Regions from separate parts of the Mus musculus genome. Here regions 1 and 3 are each linked to region 2. Evidence: chromatin contacts called from ENCODE Hi-C or POLR2A ChIA-PET data. All regions are on one chromosome and are shown on one strand. Each heading gives the region's core, a stretch centred on a gene start or an enhancer-like site at or near the end of the contact. The rest is flanking DNA. Distances are from core to core; before and after follow the strand shown.

Region 1 (3,756 bases), core at 950-3,449, 220 kb after region 2:
TCCTGCCCATAGGTCTGGCATCCCACGGTAGGTACATGCCACAGAAGACCAGTAAAGGACACTAGCCTTCCCTCCTCTTCTCTCATTGGTGGACACACTCTGGGTTACTCCCTGCAGGAGCTTGGCCATCATAATGGCGGCCTAAGCAGAGGGTATTTATTAGTTTACACAGAAAGCCATTCCCTCTTACTCTGTTTGCAAGTGGGGAAGCAGGGACTTCTCTGATGCCTTCTAGAGCTGATTCCAGTGACTGGTGGCCTGGGCTGGAAAGTCTGCCTGGGGAGCCTGTGTCCCTTCAGGCAGGTGACCTAATGGATGGTCTTTCTTCTTTGGCCCCTGTCCTCATATTTCAGATGGTGTCCCTGCATTGTCCTGTAAACCTGGGCATGTGGAGCATCTCTCCTGGAGGTTCTCTGGAGTCATTCCTGCCTGAATTCAGGTGCTGTGCCACAGTACCCAAGCTACATACATGCTCTGGCTTTCCCTAGAGCTTTAAACAGTTCTTGTACTGACTGCTTTTGTGTTAACCTGACACAAGCTAAAGTCATCTGAGAGATGGGGGCCTCAATTAAGAAAAGGCTTCCATAAGACCAGGCTGTAGGCAAGCCTGTGGGGCATTTTCTTATTAGTAATAATTGTGGGAAGTTCCAGCCCATTGTGGGTGGTGGTGGCACCCTGGGCTGGTGGCCCTGGGTTCTGTAAGAAAGCAGGCTGAGTGTCCCATGGGGAGCAATCCAGTAAGCAGCACCCCTCCATGGCCTTTGCATCAGCTCCTGCCTCCAGGTTCCTGCCCTATAAGTACCTGTCCTGACTTCCTTCAGTGATGGGCTATGATATGGAAGTAGAAACCAAATAAACCCTTTCTGTCTAAACTTTTATTTCTTATCACAGCAATAGTAACCCTAAGGTAGTTCCTTTCTTAAAACAGGGGCATGACCAGCAGCTGGCTTCTACCTCAAGGTTATCTTGGCCTTTATTCTTTCCCCAGCTCATGCCCAGCTTTCTCCATTTTAGCCCACCAAGGACTTCTTTGTATCCTGTGTAAGGTGCACTTACTACAGTGCCCCTTGAATGGTCTAGACCTTCCACCCCAATTTCCCTTTCTTCCTCTACTCTCTTGGGGTACAGGTTCTCAGAGCTATCAGGTAGCTGTTGGAGAGCCTGACACCCCATTTGTACTCTCTCCCATTTTCCCATCTTGCCTCTGTCTGAGCAGCTCACACTGACCCTTCGGGGCTTCACAAAGTAAAACTTGGCCACAGAGGTGACTGAAGCAGAGCTGGTCACTGCTGGCCAGGCAGGCGGCCACAGCCACCCTAAACCAAGTTAGCCAATCAGCAAACAGGCCACCCAAGGAAGAACAGGAGAGGGTGGCACACGGACATCTGGAATGTGTGCCAAGGTACCACAAGGTCAGGCTTGAGGAGACAGAGGCAGGCCAGTGTTTCAGAGGGAAAGGGAGGAAAGTTATGCAAGTTGTTTTGAAACCATTGTCCTTGGCCCTAAGGATCAATAACAAGGGTGGGGTCAGTTCAAAGTTGACAAGGCAGCTGCTGACTGCCTTCCTGGAAGTGTTCTCTGCTTGGCTCTTAGAGTTATCATGGTCATCTTGGGCTCCCACATTGTCCTTCCAGAAGCCAGTGTGTCTCTGGGAGGTGACAATGGCCATAAAACAAAGGTACACCCAAAGAGGAGGACACCTGCCATCTGTGAGGAGGACTGCATTTAAACCGGAAGGAACCAGAAAAAGAAAAGAGGCCAGTAGGACAGTTGACGAATTGGTTTGGCAGCTGTTTGGATCTGTTTGTTTTAATTAAGTTGATGATGAATCTGGAAACCCTTGTGCTGGGTCAGGATTTGGAGGCTGAACTGTGTGATGGCAGGAATGCTTGTAAAAGTGATTAAAATAGCTTTACAGAGTGTGCCTGGAGGGACCAGTTGGGCTGGAGAGACTCGGTGTGGGAATGAAGGCCCAACTTCTTAGGAGTCCGTCCATCTGCCGCAGCCAGCCGTGGGCCAGAGATGATTAAACACTTAATCAGACCCGAATACTTGTGTTGTGTGCTTGCTGTGGCTACAGAAAAGGGTGCTGTCACCAATCTTTAAATAGCGAACCAGAGGCTAAATTTCACTCCATCCGTCAAAGGCCACGGCTCCGCAATGTCCTAATTTTAGCTGCTTGTCAATTCCCCAGTGCCTGTTCGCTGATGTAACTTTGATCTTCCGATGCTTTAGATGGCTTTTGTGCTGAATTTAGCTAGAATATACTATGAATCATCTGGATGGCTGCCCAGCTAGGGGAAGGGGGGAGGGAAGAGGGAGAAGAAAGGAGGGAGGGTGGGAAGGAACGAGAGCTAAGAGAACAGTCAGGCCCCTGAAGTGGTGGATAGAGATGGCATAAAGATGGAAGAGCCTCCTGATTCCAGGGCCATCCGCTTTTCCAGGAGTGTATTTTGAGTACATTATCTTTAGACATTTATATTCTCATGCAAACACACAGGAGGCCACTGCCAAGGTCTAAGGAGAGTGTCAGTAATCGTAAGACATTTGAAAGGAATATTTTTCTAAGCAAATCGCTGCCTCTAAAAGGGCATTTCTTTCCACTTAGGGAGCAAGCAGTGCCAAGATGCGTTCACTTAAGGGGGCAGAGAGCGTTTCTGATGGCCTCCCCTCCTTTGGGTTATTGGGGAATTGCCTTTTGTTTCAGGGCTAGCTGGCTTTTCTTCTCGCCTGAGATTTCTTTCTTCCTCCAGCTCTTAGCAGAACCTCCCATGTCACCTTCTGTCCTGAACGTACATAGCTGCCACCTCCTTCCTGTTGACATGCCTCAGGTGGTGTCTGTCACCTGGATCATGATTTCTGTTCGGACTTTGCAGGAGTGCTGTAAAAGAGTCAGTAAGACTCACTGCTTCTTGGCTGGGTCCTCAGCTACCTAGCCTTCTTCCTCCAAGTCAGGAAAGAGGAACTTCTTCCAGCCCCTCCTTCCAGGGTCTAATACTGTACGTTCTGCTCCTTGACTGGGGAGGGGTAGGAAGAAATAAATATATAGAGAAGATGGACTGTAGACTTTACAGCATCTCGGGGCAGCACATGATCATCTTCCATGAGAATTTGTGACCTTGATCAAGATGTAGTCACCTCAAGAAGGGGTATGTATACACTTCAGTGGAGGGGTTCGTGGTTGTCAGGTACCTTAGAATAATACAACATGCCTTAGTATTGAAATGTCTGGACTGAAGTTGATCTAAACCATAGAAGGACTGAAAATAGTGTGATCAGGTAGTTTGACAGATGTTGGAACCATGCCTCTAGACTCCAACTTCTTAAACTATGGGCATAGCCCCATAGTTTTGTCTTATGGCTGAGCTCAGTGATTGCAAACACTCTGTCAGGAGTTGGGTCTCACAGACCATTCCCTCACCCGCAGCAAGTACAGGCTCACACTCTTGCCTACCCTCCAGAATTTGACCTTAAGACCCTACTGCATGAAGTGGCCACATGCTTGAGTCACAGAAGATGGAATAGACAAGCTGGTGTTCAGCTGGGACCTTTGTCCAACTGGCTACCTCTCCTGGTACTGGAAGGTACAGTGTGTGCCACAGGAGGAGAGAAAGGATCATTTCACCTACCCATGATCCTGTCACAATGGCTGCTGACATAGGTGCAATGGTGGCACAGATGCCACACAGGTAACCACTTGCTTTCTGATTCAATCTAAGGCTCGGCATATGAAATGGAACTCGTGCCTGGCCCTGT
Region 2 (3,746 bases), core at 1,034-3,533:
GAAGGTAGGATACCGATAAAGCACTTGCTTAGCACGTAGCAGTCCAGGGTTCAAGCCCCAGCACTTCCGCAAAAAACTCGTTTGAAAGTCATACTTCAATTAAAGTCCTCCACCATCTCCCTATTCGGGAGACCCTACTTACAGCCTGTTCAGTAATCAGCACACTGGAGACTTGGGGGAAATTCTCCCACCCCAGGGTTATGTTTCAATTTTCTTCTAGTTCAATTAATTGCAAGCACTTGCCCACTAGGTGGACCCCCAGGGTGTAACACCGGACGCATCATCACCCGGGTCCTGGAGACCGAGCCTCCATCACCTTGTTGAGCTGTTTTTAAGCACCAGGGGGCGCGAATGAGTTGTTTTCCAAGTTGATATCAGAGACATCTTTCACACTTCCTCTGATTTCCAAGTTAGATGACAATGACGGAAGCATAAATGTGGTGGAGGCGCAATGTAAACTGCCCCCGGGAATGAAGACAGGCATCAGATTTCAAAATTCAGTATAAAGAACAGCTTCGTGGGTCACAGCAGTCCGTTCTTCCGCTGTCAGCCTTGGGTGAGTCAGGCAAGTTCAATTTTTTTTTTTTTTTTTTTTTTTTTTTTTTTTTTTTTTTTGTGAAAACGCTATTCCCCGATTCTACCTACTTAGGGATCCTATGACATCAGTAAATTCGAGAAAAGTGGAACCGATTAACCAAATCAAGATTCGTTTACATCAAGGTAGTTAGTTCTTCGGAAAAAAACAAAACAAAAAACAAAAAAAAATCCAAACAAACAAAGTGTAAAGGGGGGAGGGGGTGTTCCCTGAACTGATCAGCACCCGTGAAAGGAGATTTATCCTCTATTGCGTATCTGTGCTATGGGGGCTTTATTGGTTAAGGGGTATTTTACCAGCTAGACTCCATCATTATTGCCCTGTGAAGGCGTCCAAAAGTCCAACGGTGAATGGCATTTAAATCACCACTGGATGTGCCTCGGAGATTATTTGTGGAGTTACTACTGTGTGTCTTGAGTAAATGGAAAGAGATCCACTTGGTGAGATGTTCCGGGTGGGGGTCCCGCACACTCACTCTTTATTTTGGGGTTTGCTTTCTTTGAAAAATGAGAAAGGAGGGGGTTGAGTGAGGGAATCATTCGAGCCCAGGTCCCACAGTCCGAGCTCAAGGACCTTGCCACCTGCCACATTCCGTATTTGGGCAAGCGCGTGCGTCACTGTCAGGAATATGGCTCCCTTTGCCAAGGCCGGCTATAATCTTACGTGTCTGTAAACGCGGGGAGTGTTTGCCACGTTCCTTTACAATAGCCAACCCGATGACTGACTTAAGAACATGCCACCAGATGCTCTGTCTCCCATTTCCTTATGTCTTTTGTACATCCCAGGAATTGGGGAAAGGGGGGTGGGGTGGGGGCTGGCTGGCGTGTTCACTGAGAACCGAAAGGAGAGGAGAACTACCAGTTCAAGATGCTTGGGGAATGCCCTCCGTGGCTTGCTCTAGCCCGAGCACCGAAAGCGGGTAGGTTTCCCAGCCGGGGACACCGAGGCCGCGGACTCTCAGGTCCTCGGAGACAGCCGCCACCTCTCCACGTGGTCGGGGACACAGACCAACCGGGTCTAGCTTGGTTTCCCAACCGTGTTACGCAACAACTTTGTAGGGGTCGTCTTCGCCCTAATTGTGTCGGGAGCGCTGTTTGTGTTACCGTTGCGGCGCTGCCCGGGAGAGGAGCGGGACATTTCAGTAGCCCGGCTGCCGCGCCCCTTTCCCGGTCTCAGAGGGGACCGTGGGCACAAGGAGGCCAAGGTCCCCGCCACGCCCGTGTCCCCATAGCCCTCACCCGGGGTTCTATTGGCAACAGGTAGCCCGGCCCTCTGTGGCTCTCCGGGAAACAAACAAACAAAAAAAGGTGCTGGCACCACGGAGCGAGCGCAGCGACCCGGAGGGCGCGGCCGGCAATGGGCAAAAGGGTCCTGGGCTCCTCTTAGGCGTGCCTCGGGTTGCTCCGCGGTGCGTCCCGTTGCGCAACATAGCGCTCGGCCTGGGTCCCCACGGACAGCGGGTAGCAGCTGCGGCCGCGGCCAGAGAAGGACGCGGACTGCCAGTGGCGCCGCGGCGGAGAGGACGGGGCGGGGCGGGGCGGGGCGGTGGGGAGCCCGCCCCTGTCGGCGCGGCCAGTGGCGGCGGGCCGGGGGCGGGCGCGGGCGCGGCGATTGGGGCGGCCGCCGCCCGTCACGGCGGGGCTGGCGGGCGGCGACGTAGCGCGGCGCTCGGAACTGACCTACTAACACACATCTCTCGGCGCGGCCACGGCGCCCGCGGACCCGGCGCGCCCGCTCGTCTCCCGCGCCGCGCCCTCGCCACCGCCCGCTGAGGGCCCGGCGGAGCTTGAATCGCGCCCCGGCGCCGCCAGCCCGGTTACAGCCGCCCTTTCTTTTCCCCCTCACGGACCAGGGAGCAGAACCACGGTAAGCGCTCCGCCCACCGGCGGCCCCGGGGGCCCTGCTCTGCTCCGTGCCCGCTCTTGGAGCGCGCGGCCGGCGGGCGTAGGGCGCGGGATGCGTGCGGGCGCGGCGCAGGGCTGGCGGGAGGCGGCGAGTGTGCGCGGGGCATGCATTACATAAACTTTTGCTGCCTTGGCAGGAGGGGGGACTCGCCACCTTAAGGTAGCTGCTTTGATTGCAGCGCCCTGGCGCCCGCACGTAGCCCGGGCTGCCGCGCGCTCCCTCCTCCTCCCCGCTATTGCATAATGTCTCCGGATTTCAGGAAAATTGATGTTTCGGTGGCGAAGAGCGCGCCGTGGAGGCGGAGTGGAGGCCGATCCTTTTAGCAGCCAGACGACTTGCCCTGCTCTCCGGGGTCTCTCCGCGCTAGTCCCCAATCCGGGCCAGCTAAGGGGAGGGTTGAGTCTTGATTTGCTTAGGAGGATTGGGAGTACCAACGGTGACGGCAATCGGAGATGCCTGCGCGGCGTTTGTTTGTGTCAGGCGCTGTGTCGGCACCGACGTTTTCCAACCCGTTTGTCGTCACCGTGTTTTACGAGCCCTCGGGAAGGTGGAGGGATGTGTCCTTTCTTACATTGCATAATGGGCCAGCGATGAAACGTGGGCACCGAGGACGAACTGATGTGAGAATGTGCGCGTGTGATTTGTGTGCAATGATTTGGTCATTTTAGCGCAGCGTTGGCTATTAGATCCTTATTGGTACCTCTGTATCGTCCCAAATACGCATATTTTAAAAAACGATTCTATGGAGTTCATTATTAAGAAAGAAGAAATCCTAGTCTTGGACACTAATGCGCGCGGGGGAGGGGGGGCTCCTTAAATGTTCCGAGGTGTTATTTTTAAAACCCGGACGAGCCATTGTGACGTTTGCCTCCCCACTTTTCCCAACTGGAATGCGATGCGTTTCATCAGCCTTTCTTTTTCTTTCTTTCTTTTTTTTTTTTCTCACCTTATCGTCATTGGCTTTTTTTTTTTTTTTTTTAAGACACCACAAGACAAATCATTACTAGATTCCTGGAAATGTGAGGTTATGTAACTGCCGAATTTGCTGGCTGTTGAGCATAGAAAGGGAGCTAATTACGTGATTTTATAATCTTGCCACAAAGAAAGTAGGGCAATCTCAGCGTTGAAGAATGTCACCATCAACAGGGGTTTTGTTGGTTCTTTTAAAGGATATTTTAAGCCGGAAAGTGACGACCGACTAAGCCTTGACATAGCTCATGCTTGCCAAATGTGTGTCTTTTACCCT
Region 3 (4,051 bases), core at 684-3,183, 250 kb after region 2:
GGGATCTCACGGAATGAATGCCTCTCGGGCCAGCACTTTTCTTTATCACAGAGCATGGGACAGTCCATCCAGGGGTGTTTCAGTGTCACCTTCCCCTTTTCCGGGAACCTCTTCCCAACCAGAAGCCATGTGCAGACTGTGTTCAAGCTGTATTCCTGGTTGAACGGCACAGAATTTCTTGTCATTGAGGGTTAAGCTCAAGCTCACTGTCCTGCCCAGGTCCCCATGGCCTTCTTAGTCCTGTAGTTTGAATCTATCCTCCATCGGATGGTAGCCTTTATTACCACTGGATGTATGCAATTCCCAGGCACTAAGATAACCCATCCAGTGTGTGCTGAATAGAAATCTATCATATGAGTAACGAATGGGAAATGTTGATTTATGCGGAGTCTAACTCAGTCCCACCTGCTGCTTCCTCTCCTGTTACCTTTGGGTTTTTTTTTTCTCTCAGGTGCCCTCTGTGATTAAGGGTCCGTTTCTTTCCTTTTTAAAGAGTTATTTTATTTTTAATTATTTATGTGCATATATGTATATATCTGTGGGTGGGTCTATGTGCACATGAGTGGGCAGTGCCTGCAGAGGCCAGAATAGGATGTCAGATACTGTGGGGTTGGAGTTACAGGCATTATAAACCATCCATTGTGGATCCTAAGAGCTGGCCTCAGGTCCTCTGCAAGCGCAGCAAGTGCTCGCAATGGCTGCTCTTTGCGCGTATATTACTATCGACTACACTACTATTCCCTTAGCTGCTCATAGGAGTTGGAGATCATCAGTGATTTGTAGCTGCTGAGGCATTCATAGGCTCCTACCCAGGCTTCTCAGCATCTCCCTAGGAATGTCTCACCCCAGAGTGTTCAGAGACAGGGATGCTGTGACTCAGGAAACTCCGGGACGGTGAAGGAAGAGCCTTGTAGTTGCAGGGGCTCCTCAGACTAATGGTGGACTCTCTGGAGCTTGTCACTGTGACTGAGACATGGAGAGTGCTTTGGTCAACCCATTGGCCACTTCTGAAAACACTGAGATCCACCCTACCTCCACTCCTCAGGCTTTTTCCTGGAACAGGCCCTGATCATTTAGAAAATGTCCTGTTTGTCTGTAAGCCAACACCCTCCCTCAGCACACCATGTTCCTGGACAACCAAGGTCTGGCAGGGTTTTCAAACTCCTGGGGACGTGCAGTCCGAGTTCTCTGAGCCGTTTTATGGCATGTCTCGGAACCCACGCCTAAGATCCTCGTGAGCCAGCATGAGAAGGCTTTTGGACGTCCATCCGCGTGGTTAGTGGCACTCCTCTGTTTATCCACCTTCAACCTTGGTAGGGAGCTGCAACCTGAGATCATTGTTGGGGGAAAGAAAGGGAGAAGGGTTATGCTGGCACCGAGCCCACTCAGTGATTTCACCCAGCAGGCCTCTTGCTCAACACGGTCTGCCTGAAGCTAGTCTTTGCTTATCCCCACCGCTGCTCCCAAGGCTTTGGAAAACACTCTTCGCTTTTCTGTACTGCGTGAAAGAGCATCTCTCAGCGTTCCACTGCCGTCCCTTGCTCGCACCCCTCCCTCTCCCACCCCCCATGGTCTGTTCATCATTCATCTGGAGCCGTCTCTCTGGTTCTCACCACTCCCTCTTCTGTGGGCATGTCGGTTGTTTTAAACAAAAAAAGAGAAGTGATCGCACAGTGTGCCTTTCTCGCTCAATATTTTATTGGGGGAAAAATTCCCCAACTGCTACTAAAGATCTTCAATATATCACTCCTCTTGGTTGTAAAGTATTTATTACAGTATTCTATCGTGGGCCATAATTTGCTTCACTAGCTCCTATTTTCTGACATTTAGGGTGTTGTAAAAATTATACCATCACAGTAATGCTACAGTGAACCTCATTTGATGTGAATCTTGGCACATCACCAAGATCATCTTGGCACGGGCTGATCAACACCCTCACTGGGTATAGAAGAGGATAAGAAGCAAGCCTTGTCCTGTTAAGCCACTGAAGCCAGGGGCTGTTTGGTACCAGCTGTGTCTCATGGTTGGCTAACAACGAGCCTGAAGAAGCTCCAACTTGGGAATCTACATACCAGCATTTCGGGGAGACCCAGGCTTGCTCTGCACCCACTCTTCTGTGCATTTCAGTATCACAGCCCCATTGGTCCAGGCCATGTGGCCCTGCCTGCCTGAAGACTGAATTAGTCCATGTGTCTATGGAACAGAGGCGAGCAAGCAGGTTGGTGGTGTCAATGTCCCTGGTGGATGAGGGTTTGGCTTTCGCTCATGATGCACGCCACAGAATTTTGGTAACATCTTGAAGAGTTTATAACTTGTAAATAGCTCTGCCCCACTGAGAAGCCTCAAACATCATTATCCTTACTGTTGACCTAAGGTCAATGTTGTTTCCTTGATGTTTGCTTGAACTGAACCTTAATTTGATTTGAAATTTTATATTGTTTGCTATCGTTGAGAGTAAGAATTTTTTCAGATGTGTTATTCATTTGATGTTTGTGTTATCTGTGGATATGTGTGCACCTGTGCCCAGTATCCTTCCTCAGGAGCCATCTTTTTTGTTGGTTTGGGACACAGTCTCTCACTGAGACCTGGAGCTCACTACATGGGCTGTGCTGGCTGGCCAGAGTGTCTCTGTCATCCCAGGGCTGGGATGACAAACTTACATTGCCACGTGGGTTCAGGGGATGGAGCGCAGGGTCCCATGGTTATGTGGCAAGCACTTTACAGGTTGATCTCTCTCTCCAGCCCCTTGCTTGTATCTTTTCAAAGTGATGCTGAACAGAATGGCGACCACAGAGCCATTTCCTAGTTTGGGAATGCCCAGGACATTTTCACAGACACTCTGGCACCCATGGTCAGGGAAGGTGAATGCCTCAGGAGAGCTCAATGGGGAATAGAGGGTACAGGGCACTCTCACATGGACGGGTATGGAATTCAGCACCTCCTCATGCCTGTGGCCTGCAGCGCTCATGCTGAAGACCTGAGAAGCAGCTCTCTCAGAGGGGGTGGCTCCTGTGGAAAAGCTCCATGGAGGGAGAGCAGACAGGTCTTAAGGCTGACTGGGAGCTAGAGGTGGCTCAACCGGTAAGTGTGCTTTCCCTTCCAGCATGAGGCTCTGAGTTCAAGTCCTTGGCATGCATGTCAGAGCCAGGTTTAACTCCAGAGCTGTGAAGGGTGGAAACAGGAGGATCTCTGGGGCTGGCTGACTGACCCTAGCTCCCTGTTTACTTGAAGACAATATTGTAGCGAATGATGAGGTAGGACACCTGGTCACTTTGGATCTCTGTGTACAGGCACAGGTTTGAGCTCTCTCTCTCTCTCTCTCTCTCTCTCTCTCTCTCTCTCTCTCTCTCACACACACACACACACACACACACACACACATACACACACACACACACACACACACACGATCAAAAGAATTAATGTTAGTACATATGGAATACGACAGCAAGAAATGCTGCCACAAGTCTTTATTTTTTTCACAGAGTTGCTAATCACAAGGTGATTTTTCTGACTGACTTTCTGGTTGTGAGGAAGTGTAAAATGCTCTCAGGGTGCCAGAGGTAAAGACACCAACTGTGCTCCTGTGTGCGTTCTACGCCCGTGGAGCCAACCATTGTGGGTAGGGAACGTTTGGTCAAGTCTGTGCCTCGATTATGTGCAGATCTTTCCCCTGTCACTTTGCCTAGGTGGCACGATTTATAAGCCATCCGTGTACTTACCTTCATTATGTGTGTGACAGAGAATGGAGGCATGGTGACAAGGCGTGCATAGTCTGCAACACTAAGCATTTTACAGACGACATTGGAGCATCTGTGGATTCTCAGGGGAGGGAGATACCGAAACCCAAGGCTATCAAAAGTAGACCTATCAAATACACATTAGAATGCAGCATGCGAGCACTGGGGCTGCTGGGATACAGCTGGGCCAGTTGTCTTAGTTAGGGCTTCTGTTGCTCTGATAAAGGCTCAAAAAAACCATTTTAGGGGGAAAGGGTTTATTTGGCTTACGTACTCTCAGTCACTGTCTACTGAAGGAAGGTAAGGCAAGA

Evidence for each region. Hi-C counts contacts between places; a loop is a spot of excess contacts on that map. ChIA-PET counts read pairs that join two places held with the same protein, here RNA polymerase II (POLR2A).
Region 1: a loop to region 2 is called in a map of heart, with 4 times the contacts of the local background. The contact joins the enhancer-like site here to the promoter of Nfil3 in region 2. A Hi-C loop is called at or near these places in 1 of 37 maps with a recorded cell type or tissue (heart). POLR2A ChIA-PET finds 5 or more read pairs at or near these places in 1 of 5 experiments (Patski).
Region 3: a loop to region 2 is called in a map of gastrocnemius, with 13 times the contacts of the local background. The contact joins the enhancer-like site here to the promoter of Nfil3 in region 2. A Hi-C loop is called at or near these places in 1 of 37 maps with a recorded cell type or tissue (gastrocnemius). POLR2A ChIA-PET finds 5 or more read pairs at or near these places in 1 of 5 experiments (Patski).

Annotation. Positions count from the first base shown.
Region 1 is chr13:52,764,179-52,767,934 of GRCm38, reverse strand. No RefSeq gene overlaps it. Among named protein-coding and RNA genes, the nearest start is that of BB123696, 8.9 kb to the right of the region's middle. Within about 2 kb of position 2,199, at least 1 of the 3 ENCODE cell types and tissues checked has a DNase peak (open chromatin) inside an H3K27ac peak, as active enhancers do; it is heart, where a contact is called at or near this core.
Region 2 is chr13:52,979,576-52,983,321 of GRCm38, reverse strand. It overlaps Nfil3 (nuclear factor, interleukin 3, regulated), which reads left to right and starts at 2,283. Exons shown (of 2, transcript NM_017373.3): 1 at 2,283-2,461.
Region 3 is chr13:52,733,533-52,737,583 of GRCm38, reverse strand. All of the region lies in intron 1 of BB123696 (expressed sequence BB123696), which reads left to right. Among named protein-coding and RNA genes, the nearest start is that of BB123696, 22 kb to the left of the region's middle. Within about 2 kb of position 1,933, at least 1 of the 3 ENCODE cell types and tissues checked has a DNase peak (open chromatin) inside an H3K27ac peak, as active enhancers do; it is gastrocnemius, where a contact is called at or near this core.